2 separate regions of the Homo sapiens genome follow, and region 1 is linked to region 2. A link is an interaction called in ENCODE POLR2A ChIA-PET data of the cell type or tissue named here. Cell type or tissue: B cell. All regions are shown on one strand. Links, peaks and the distances in the headings refer to the core of each region. The heading gives the core; the rest is flanking DNA.

Evidence for each region. ChIA-PET counts read pairs that join two places held together with the same protein. Peaks named below come from ENCODE experiments on the same cell type or tissue, not always from the same donor. Only the 100,000 strongest peaks of a DNase experiment are listed, where the experiment ranks them.
Region 1: POLR2A ChIA-PET joins it to region 2 with 7 read pairs; 14 of 35 experiments call an interaction of 5 or more read pairs at or near these places.

The regions. Positions count from the first base shown.
Region 1 is chr16:48,424,169-48,428,562 of GRCh38, reverse strand. No RefSeq gene overlaps it. Among named protein-coding and RNA genes, the nearest start is that of SIAH1, 41 kb to the right of the region's middle. RefSeq lists an enhancer at 1,473-1,532. In B cell, for the core only: no CTCF peak of the experiment used is centred there; a DNase peak (open chromatin) is centred at 1,852; H3K27ac peaks cover 1,514 bases.
Region 2 is chr16:48,369,037-48,373,430 of GRCh38, reverse strand. The region is part of intron 1 of SIAH1 (siah E3 ubiquitin protein ligase 1); the gene reads left to right. Among named protein-coding and RNA genes, the nearest start is that of SIAH1, 14 kb to the left of the region's middle. In B cell, for the core only: no CTCF peak of the experiment used is centred there; no DNase peak of the experiment used is centred there.

The DNA.
Region 1 (4,394 bases), core at 94-4,093, 55 kb before region 2:
GGCAGTTCATTTGAGGCCAAGGAGTTCAAGACCAGCCTGGCCAACATGGTGAAACCCCATTTCTACTAAAAATACAAAAATTGGCCAGGCACAGTGGCTCATGCTTGTAATCCCAGCACTTTGGGAGGCTGAGGCAGGTGGATCACCTGAAGTCAGGAGTTTGAGACCAGCTGGCCAACATGGTGAAACCCTGTCTCTACTAAAAATACAAAAAATTAGTTGGGCATGGTGACAGGCCCCTGTAATACCAGCTACTCAGGAGGCTGAGGCAGGAGAATTGCTTGAACCCAGGGGGTGGCGGTTGCAGTGAGCTGAGATGGTGCCACTGCACTCCAGCCTGGGCAACAGAATGAGACTCCATCTCAAAAAAAAACAAAAAAAAAAAATCTGGATCATGAGCCATGGCTACAAGGGAAGGGGGCCTGGAAACAGAGTCTGCAATGGAAACAGAATCATTCATCATTCATGCATCAGCCCTTAAGATGGCACACAGGCAGCCTCAAACAAAATCTGGTTCCATTAGGAAAAAAGAAGGGAAAGAATCGTTTAGGGGTAGGTAACTGTTTGCATCTACCACAGACACCCACATCTATACAAGAGGTACACACATTCTTGTGAAACTCACACGCTTGCCCTCACACCTGCCCAAGCAGAGAGAAGAGGCTCCCCTCTCTGCTCCCAGAGCCCCCGTGGACACCTCAGTGTTGGTGTTAATTACCCGGCTTGGAGCTGCTTGGTCTCTGTCTTGTCTCAGAACTGTGAATTCCACGGAGGAGGGATTGTGTGGTCATCTTGGAATCTCCAGAGCCTGACCTCCAATAGGGCATTTGAGACCTACTGAGGAATGAGGGAAAGACAGGAGAGAGGGAGAGGTGGAGGGAGGCAGGATAGGCAGGAGAAACAAGGGAGTCATTGGTATCTTTTGGATTAACTTTTCTGGCCCCTGAGAACAATGTCTGTTGGTTTTGGATTCTGGAGCTTTTAGTATAGTCTGGTCTAAATTGGAGTTCACAGAACACCCAGAATGCAAAGCGAACATGGCTTCTTTAGTTTTTCAGTGTCCGATGAGCTCTTTACATTGCAGAGAGGTGAGGGTGAGAAAGGAGAGCTGCGTCTGCTCCATCTGTGTCTGTGTCTGGCAAACAGGAGCCCAGGGCAATGATTTCTCAGCTACTTTAAGGCCCACCCCTTCTCTTCCCCAGGATGGTGCCTTGGTACAGAGGGTCACTGAGTCCTGGAGATGACAGAAGGGTCATTCCCATCTAGGTAGGGTCCTATGGACGTGCATTGGTCTCTGAAGCTGAGCATCTCCCTGCCCCTGCCCCTGGGACTGGCGATGCTGAAGTGTGAGTGTACGTCTGGCACCATCCGTGCTCTGGGCCATAGAGGCCTCAGCACCCAGCCAGGCCTCTGAGGGTCCACAGGCTCTCTCAGGCTCTCTGCATCTCCTTGCTGGGACCTGGGGAAACCTCCAGGTCCCTGAATGCCACACCTTGAAGAGCCAAGGGGTTCTGCCCTAGACTCATTTTTGTAGCTGTGTTTGACACCACGTTCTCTTCAGTCTCTTGTTAAAAATGTTGCCAAACCACAGGATAGGCCTCCCAGGGCTGGCAGCCTCCCCCAGACAGTGTCCAGGGAAGCAAATCATGAGCCTTCATGTCTTCAGGCTCCATTGCTCCCAGCTGGGTGAGCCTGAATCCCCTTCTCACCTAGGCAGAGCCCCAAAGAGAAACAAACATGAAGGGCCCAACCATCTCACCTACCTCAAGATCCCTGCTTCTCACAATCCTGTGAAGAGGAAAGAACAGGCTTTTCATTTTCTTCTGTATGACTGAGACTTCCACATTTGCACTAAGCCATACCCTCCTCTCTGACTGCAGTTTCACAGCTCAACTCTGGTTGCAGATGGGGTACCTGCAGGGAGAGAAGCCAGCCCACCAGTATGGGAACATACACATTATTTCAAAATATCAGGCTGGGCACAGTGGCTCACACTTGTAATCCCAGCAGTTAGGGAGGACAAGGAAGGAGGAGCACTTGAGCTCAGGAGTTTGAGATCAGCCTGGGCAGCATGATAAAACCCCATCTCTATAAATAATACAAAAATTAGCCAGGCGTGGTGGCATGTGGCTGTAGTCCCAGCTGCTCAGGAGGCTGAGGTTGGTTGGGAGGATGGCTTGAGCCTGGGAGTTCAAGGCTACAGTGACAGACCTGCACTCCAGCCTGGGTGACAGAGTGAGACCCTGTCTCAAAAAAAAAAAAAAAAAAAAATCATACTGGTACAAAATGAACCCAGATACACTTGAAAATAAGAACTTTTTACTAAAAAATACAGGGTAGCCAGGCACAGTGGTGCATGCTTGTAATCCCAGCTACTCAGAAGGCCAAGGCAGGAGAATAACTTGTGCCCAGGAGGCAGAAGTTGCAGTGAGCCGAGATCGCACCACTGTGCTCCAGCTTGGGCAACAGAGCAAGACCCTGTTTCAAGAAAACAGATAAATACAGGGATCTCTTACATGGATCTCAAGGCAGGGAATGAAGTCTACTTAATTCAAATCAAATGGCAGGATGAGGCAGTCCCATGGTCCCCTGCAGTAATGAACACGTCATTTCTCAGTCTCAAAGACAGATTCTCAGGACAGAATTGGTTGGCCAGGCTGGGTCCTGACCAGGGAGTGGGATCATGAGGTACAAATGTGGCTTCCAGGGAGCCACCAAGGTGGGAGAGGACATTGTGGGGGCAGTTTCCTAGGAGGAACAATGGTTTCTGGGCTAGGCAGACACCTTTCATATTGTCCACTTTGATAGAGACCCAAACAAATAATTGATGAAAATGAACTTAGGTTCTCAGAGCAACATAAACATACTTCATTAAATATGAGCTTTGTCAAAGAAAATACAAATGCTGTTTTAGCCCATATTCAGTGTAAATATGTGGCTTTCTAAATATTTTCTGTATTAGAAAGATAATTGACTTGCCACTTCCACCACGGTTATTTTGTAGGACATCTACACGTCCTGCCTCTCCTGCATAGGAGACATGAGGTCCGGAAGCTTTGTAGGTGTTAAAGGAAAAAAAGAGTGATGAGGTGACCATGGACTCTAAGATCTGACACCAAAAGTAAAAGCAACAAAAACATAGATAAATTGGACTTCGTGAAAATGTAAAGCTTTTTAAAAAATACTTTTATTTTTTAATTTTAATTTTTTTTTTTTTTGAGACAGGGTCTTACTCTGTCACCCAGGCTGGAATGCAGTAGCATGATCTCAGCTCACTGAAACCTCTGCCTCCTAGATTCAAGCAATTCTCCTACCTCAGCCTCCCGAGTAGCTGGGATTACAGGTGCTACCACACCCAGCTAATTTTTGTATTTTTGTAGAGACCAGGTTTCGTCATGTTGGCCAGGCTGATCTCGAACTCCTGACCTCAAGTGATCCACCTGCCTCGGCTTCCCAAAGTGCTGGGATTACAGGTGTGAGCCACTGTGATGGTGTCACTCCAGCTTGGGTGACAGGGTGAGACCCTGTCTCAAACTGGTACAAAATGAACCCAGGTACACTTGAAAGTAAGAACTTTTTGTTAAAAAGATACAGGGTAGCAAGGCATGGTGGTGCAAGCCTGTAATCCCAGCTACTCAGAAGGCCAAGGCAGGAGGATCACTTGAGCCGAGGTTCTTCCTAAGGGGTACAGAGTTTCTGTTCTTGGTAATGGAAAAATTTCAGACATAGTGGTGATGGCTCTGCAATATTGTGAATGTCATTAATGCCACTAAATGGTGCACTTAAAAAGAGTCAAAATCACATATTTTATATTGCATATATTTTACCATAATTAAGAGAAAAAAAGCAATGAGAATGCTGAGTGAAAATTCTCAGGACTACTGGTACAGGGCTGCACCAAATTCCCCAAACGTGGGAGCCAGGCCTGCTGAAATTACTACATCATTAGTTCTGTTTGTTTCCTTTGTCAAAAACAAACAAGCATGTAAGAAGAAAGAAAAAGGGACATGGTTATCTGTACCCTCTCTCATCTTGATTTGGAAGGGGAAATACCACATTGTAATTGTCATGAGTTGTAATTAAAAGGTACAGGTTGATGACTGCATGGCAAGGTTCCCCTTTAAGGCATCATAATGCTATTAGGTGCTTATCTCCGGTTAAAAATGAGAGCTGCATTCGTGCATTATGTAGTCAAGCAGTCTTTCGCCATGTGTGTATCCATATCTAAAAGTGTGGTTATTTGCGTGGCTGAGTACCCTAGACTGAAAGAAATTCACCATATGACAACTGGAGTCAACAGACTCTGAAATCTATTTCTATCAAATATCTAAAGTAATACTACTATGCTGTTATAAAACAGTTATATTTGATCCAGCAATTTCAATCCTGGTTAT
Region 2 (4,394 bases), core at 327-4,326:
GACCTGAGTCACTGGAAGGATGGAGTCTCTATTAATTGAAAAAAGGAAGACTCTGAGTGGAGAGACTTTGGGAGGTGATAAGGAGTTTCTCTTTGGCCATCCCCCTGAAGGGGCAATTGGATTTACAAATCTGGGGTTTCAGACAAATCTGGAGCATTGTGTTTATTTTTAAAATCTGGGCTGGAGATGAAAATTTTGAAATCCTTAGCATGTTGATGGAATTTAAAACTAGGAGACTGAATGAGATCACCAAAGTACCAGTGTACATAAGAAAAGAACATCTTAGGGTGTAAGGGTGGGAGACAAGGATGGAAACAGAGAGACTGGTTTGGAAGAGATTACAGTAATTTATAGGCAGCTACAATTTCAATAATTTGGGGGAGAAGAGCAGGAATAAAAGGAAGCTGAGGAGTGACTGAGATAGGAAAACCAAGAGTATGTGAAGTCGGTGAACAGAGTTTATTAGGCAGGAGCCCAGTGATCCGTCAACTCTGTTAGGTGTTGCTGACAGTTCAAAACTTGCAATTTAAATACAAACAAAACCACAGAACCATTGAAATTCAAATTACTGATTCACTAAAATATTGGATACTGTCAGGCTGAATTTTAGTCTTAAAACTGCACTTATGGGATTGACTTACGGTTATGAAATTGACTGTTACCGGGCAGGTTCTTTTTGAGTTAAGCATACCTTAATTGCCCTGTATCATGTGGTCGTATGAAATCTTAATTTTTTCACTGACATACAAGTGCTTTAGTGGAAACCATGATGGCATTTAGGCTTTGCTTCACACAAATGAATTATTTATGTTATTAGATCGACCTCAGCTTTTCTCTAGCTTGCGTAGAGAAAATAGGACCAACTTAGAGCCAGTGTGGCCATAAATATGAATAGAGGCATTTAATTACATGGCTAACAGGTGTATTCAGATGATTCAGAATGTGTTGATACTGTTTTTTAGACTATTAAAAACATGAAAGTAAAATATTAAATTTTTAGAGAAATGTGAACTCCTTGTGAACAGAATCTTAGTTTGAGGGAAATTAATATAGGTTAATTCTTCTGTTACATCCTTAGTTGAAATAACTAAAATGGTTTGCCTGGAGTTTCAGGTGGTACTGCTTATGTCAACATAGATTGTAACTATTTCAGCTGAATATAATTGAATTTTAATAAGGCTCCATGATTTTTTAAAAGATGGCATTTCTTTCCTATAAATTCCATTACTTTTTTCTATTTTACTAGTAAAGAGCCATCAATCAAAATATATCAGACTCACTAATGTGACTTTTTACCCTGTTTCTTTAATTTCTTTAGTCTTCCTAGCAATATGCTCTTTTATGCTTAGTTTAGTATCCCAAATATAGATTACTGCTAATTTTGATCTGCTGTAAAATTTTTTTCTCTGTGTGTGTGTGTGTGTATACATACTTACCTACCAGATTTGTCAGATGTAATGTGAAGTTGAATGAATTATATGGTAGAGTGTAGAACTAGGTACCATGAATTTTATAAGTAAGGTTTTAAAAAGCACAGCTTAAATGCCAAGATGGAGTAAAAGAGCAAGCTTGCACTGGAATGTGAGAATTTTGTATCCTGAGAGAATATAAAACATAAGGTAGTAAATGGCTGTATTCAGATAACTAGGTAAATAGTATTTGAATGTTTTTATATAGACACTGAGACTTGGTTATATTGCAGATTAGTTTGTAATCAAGACTGATGTTTCAATAATTTTAATTTCAAGTGTGTTGCTAAAAAGTTTTAAGGTTATTTAAAAATTTTAGTAATGTGTGGTATGAAATAAAAAGTTGAAAAAGCCTGTTTGGCCCTCTGCCTGGTTCTGTTGCTCTTCTCTGCTCTTTCCTCTCCATGATACATACTTTGCTTTGATTTCATATCTAATGACTTAATGGCAGACTTAGAATATGTGATTCTATCACTTTGATGGAAAGTAAAGGTTTAATTTAAAGACTTTAGGAAGTTTATTTTCTTGACACATTTTTGTAAATATGGAAAAGATGTTTTGAATGCCAAATTAAATATTCCATACCAGGGTAAGTAAGGAGAACATACATGATTTTTTTAGGGTTATTCAAAAGAAGATGAGATTAGAGACAACAAAACATCTGGCTGTGCTCGTATTTATTTCAAGGCACTGTATTGCCCAGGCTGGAGTGCAGTAGCTATTCACAGACACAATCATGGTGCAGTACAGCCTCTTGGGCTCACCTGATCCTCCCTCTTCAGCCTCTTGAGTAGCTGAGACTACAGGCATGTGCCAGCTTGCTCTTACTTTTTTTTTTTTTTTTTTTGAGATGGAATTTCACTCTTGTTGCCCAGACTGGAGTGCAATGGCACGATCTTGGCTCACTGCAACCTCCCCCTCCCGGGTTCAAGCGATTCTTATGCCTCAGCTTCCGTAGTAGCTGGGATTACAGGCACCTGCCACCACACCCAGCTAATTTTTGTATTTTTAGTAGAGACAACTTTTTACCACGTTGGCCAGGCTGATCTCAAACTCCTGACCTCAAGCGATCCCGCCAGCCTTGGCTTCCCAAAGTTGTTGGGATTACAGGTGTGAGTCACCATGCCTGTCCTTGAAATTTGTTTTTTTTTTTTTTGAGATGGAGTCTTGCTCTGTCGCCCAGGCTGGAGGGCAGTGTCGTGATCTGGGCTCACTTCGAGCTCCGCCTCCCGGATTCACGCCATTCTCCTGCCTCAGTCTCCCGAATAGCTGGGACTACAGGCGCCCGCCACCGCGCCTGGCTAATTTTTTGTATTTTTAGTAGAGACGGGGTTTCACTGTAGTCTCGATAACCTGACCTCATGATCCGCCCACCTCAGCCTCCCAAAGTGCTGGGATTACAGGCACGAGCCACCGCGCCCAGCCGAAATCTATTTTCTTAAGTAAGGTGGGGATAAATGTCTAACTTTGGTCATTGGAAAGGTTAAATGAGAACATATGTAAACCATTGAGTCTACCTGGCACTTAGTAGGTGCTTAATATGTGTTTGGGGCAGTTCTTCATTAATGAAGAACTGTGTTTAGCTTGCTGACTCTGGAACCCGTTGAGACTAGCAGCAAGACCAAAACCAACAACCAAGGTCCAAGGAAAGACGAGAAAATTAAGCATGAAAATTTATATAGAGGGGTTAAGGAGTTACAAGAGTAATGTAATAAGAATTTATGTGGCTCTTCCTACTTAAGGGAAAGGGAAGGGAGTGGCCATTCTTGCCATCAGTCTCTGTTGGCTTGCTGGAGATTGAGGATACCTATATATTTTGGAAAATGCTTTAGCATATCAGAAGGTTATCTGCAAAGGGTTGAGAATGAAAATGGCATTAGGCTTTTCTTTCACTTACATCATTGAATAGCAGAAGACAGTGGGCATAGCTTACTTAGTTCTTAGAGAAGAGAGTTGTGACCAGGATTGTAAGCTGTGGAATTTATGCAAGAGCTTCAGACTTAGACTAAGATGGAGAGTTAATCACTTACGTAATCCTTTCAGAAACTTTCTTTGAAGTATTGTGATCACACCACAAAATTAAGGATTCAGGTGTAGTTAGGTTTGATTAATTGCTTTGACAAAGTTAGGAGCTTAGTACAATCTTTATTGTGCCTAGTGGGAAAGGGAAAGTTTTACTATTGGCATGTTGAAGGGCTTGCATTGTTTTAGGGGGATCTTACACTTTATTTATTCTTTCCCAGACAGGGTCTCACTCTGTTGCACAGACATAGCTCATTGCAGCCTTTACATCCCAGGCTCAGATGAGCCTCCCACCTCAGCCTCCCAAATAGCTGGCTCTACAGCGGATGCCACCACACCCAGCTAATTTTTTTGTATTTTTTTTGTGGAGATGAGGTCTCAGTATATTGCCTAGGCTTGTCTCAAACTCTTGGGCTCAAGTGATCCTCCCACCTCAGCCTCCCAAAGTGCTGGGATTACAGGTATGAGCCACCAAACTCCATGTATATCTAATGTTTAGCTTGGGTGGAAGCCTCAAAATAAAGTGACTTAGCAAGTGTTGTATTTTGCTTTGAACACATTTAAGTCGGGATTTGCCTTTCCTCTTTGTCTTCTGTTGACAGCAGCTTTCCTGGGTTTCCCTCATCTCCAGTAATCAATCTTTCTATACCTATTCAGTGTAACTTCTTCTGTAGCTGCAAAGTTTTCAGAATTATCTTCAGGAAAAATGGAGGTTTTAGGAAAAACATACAATTTTTAAGAAATCATTTTATTGCTTTGCTACAGTTCTGGAAGCTATAGATTGTTTAATTTATTGTCCTTATAACAGTGTTTGATTTTTTAACTTTTGGCATTTTAACTTGTTGAATTTTTAAGAGACTTGCTTTGATTTTGTCATTGTGTAAGAAGCAAGTAAGTCTTCAA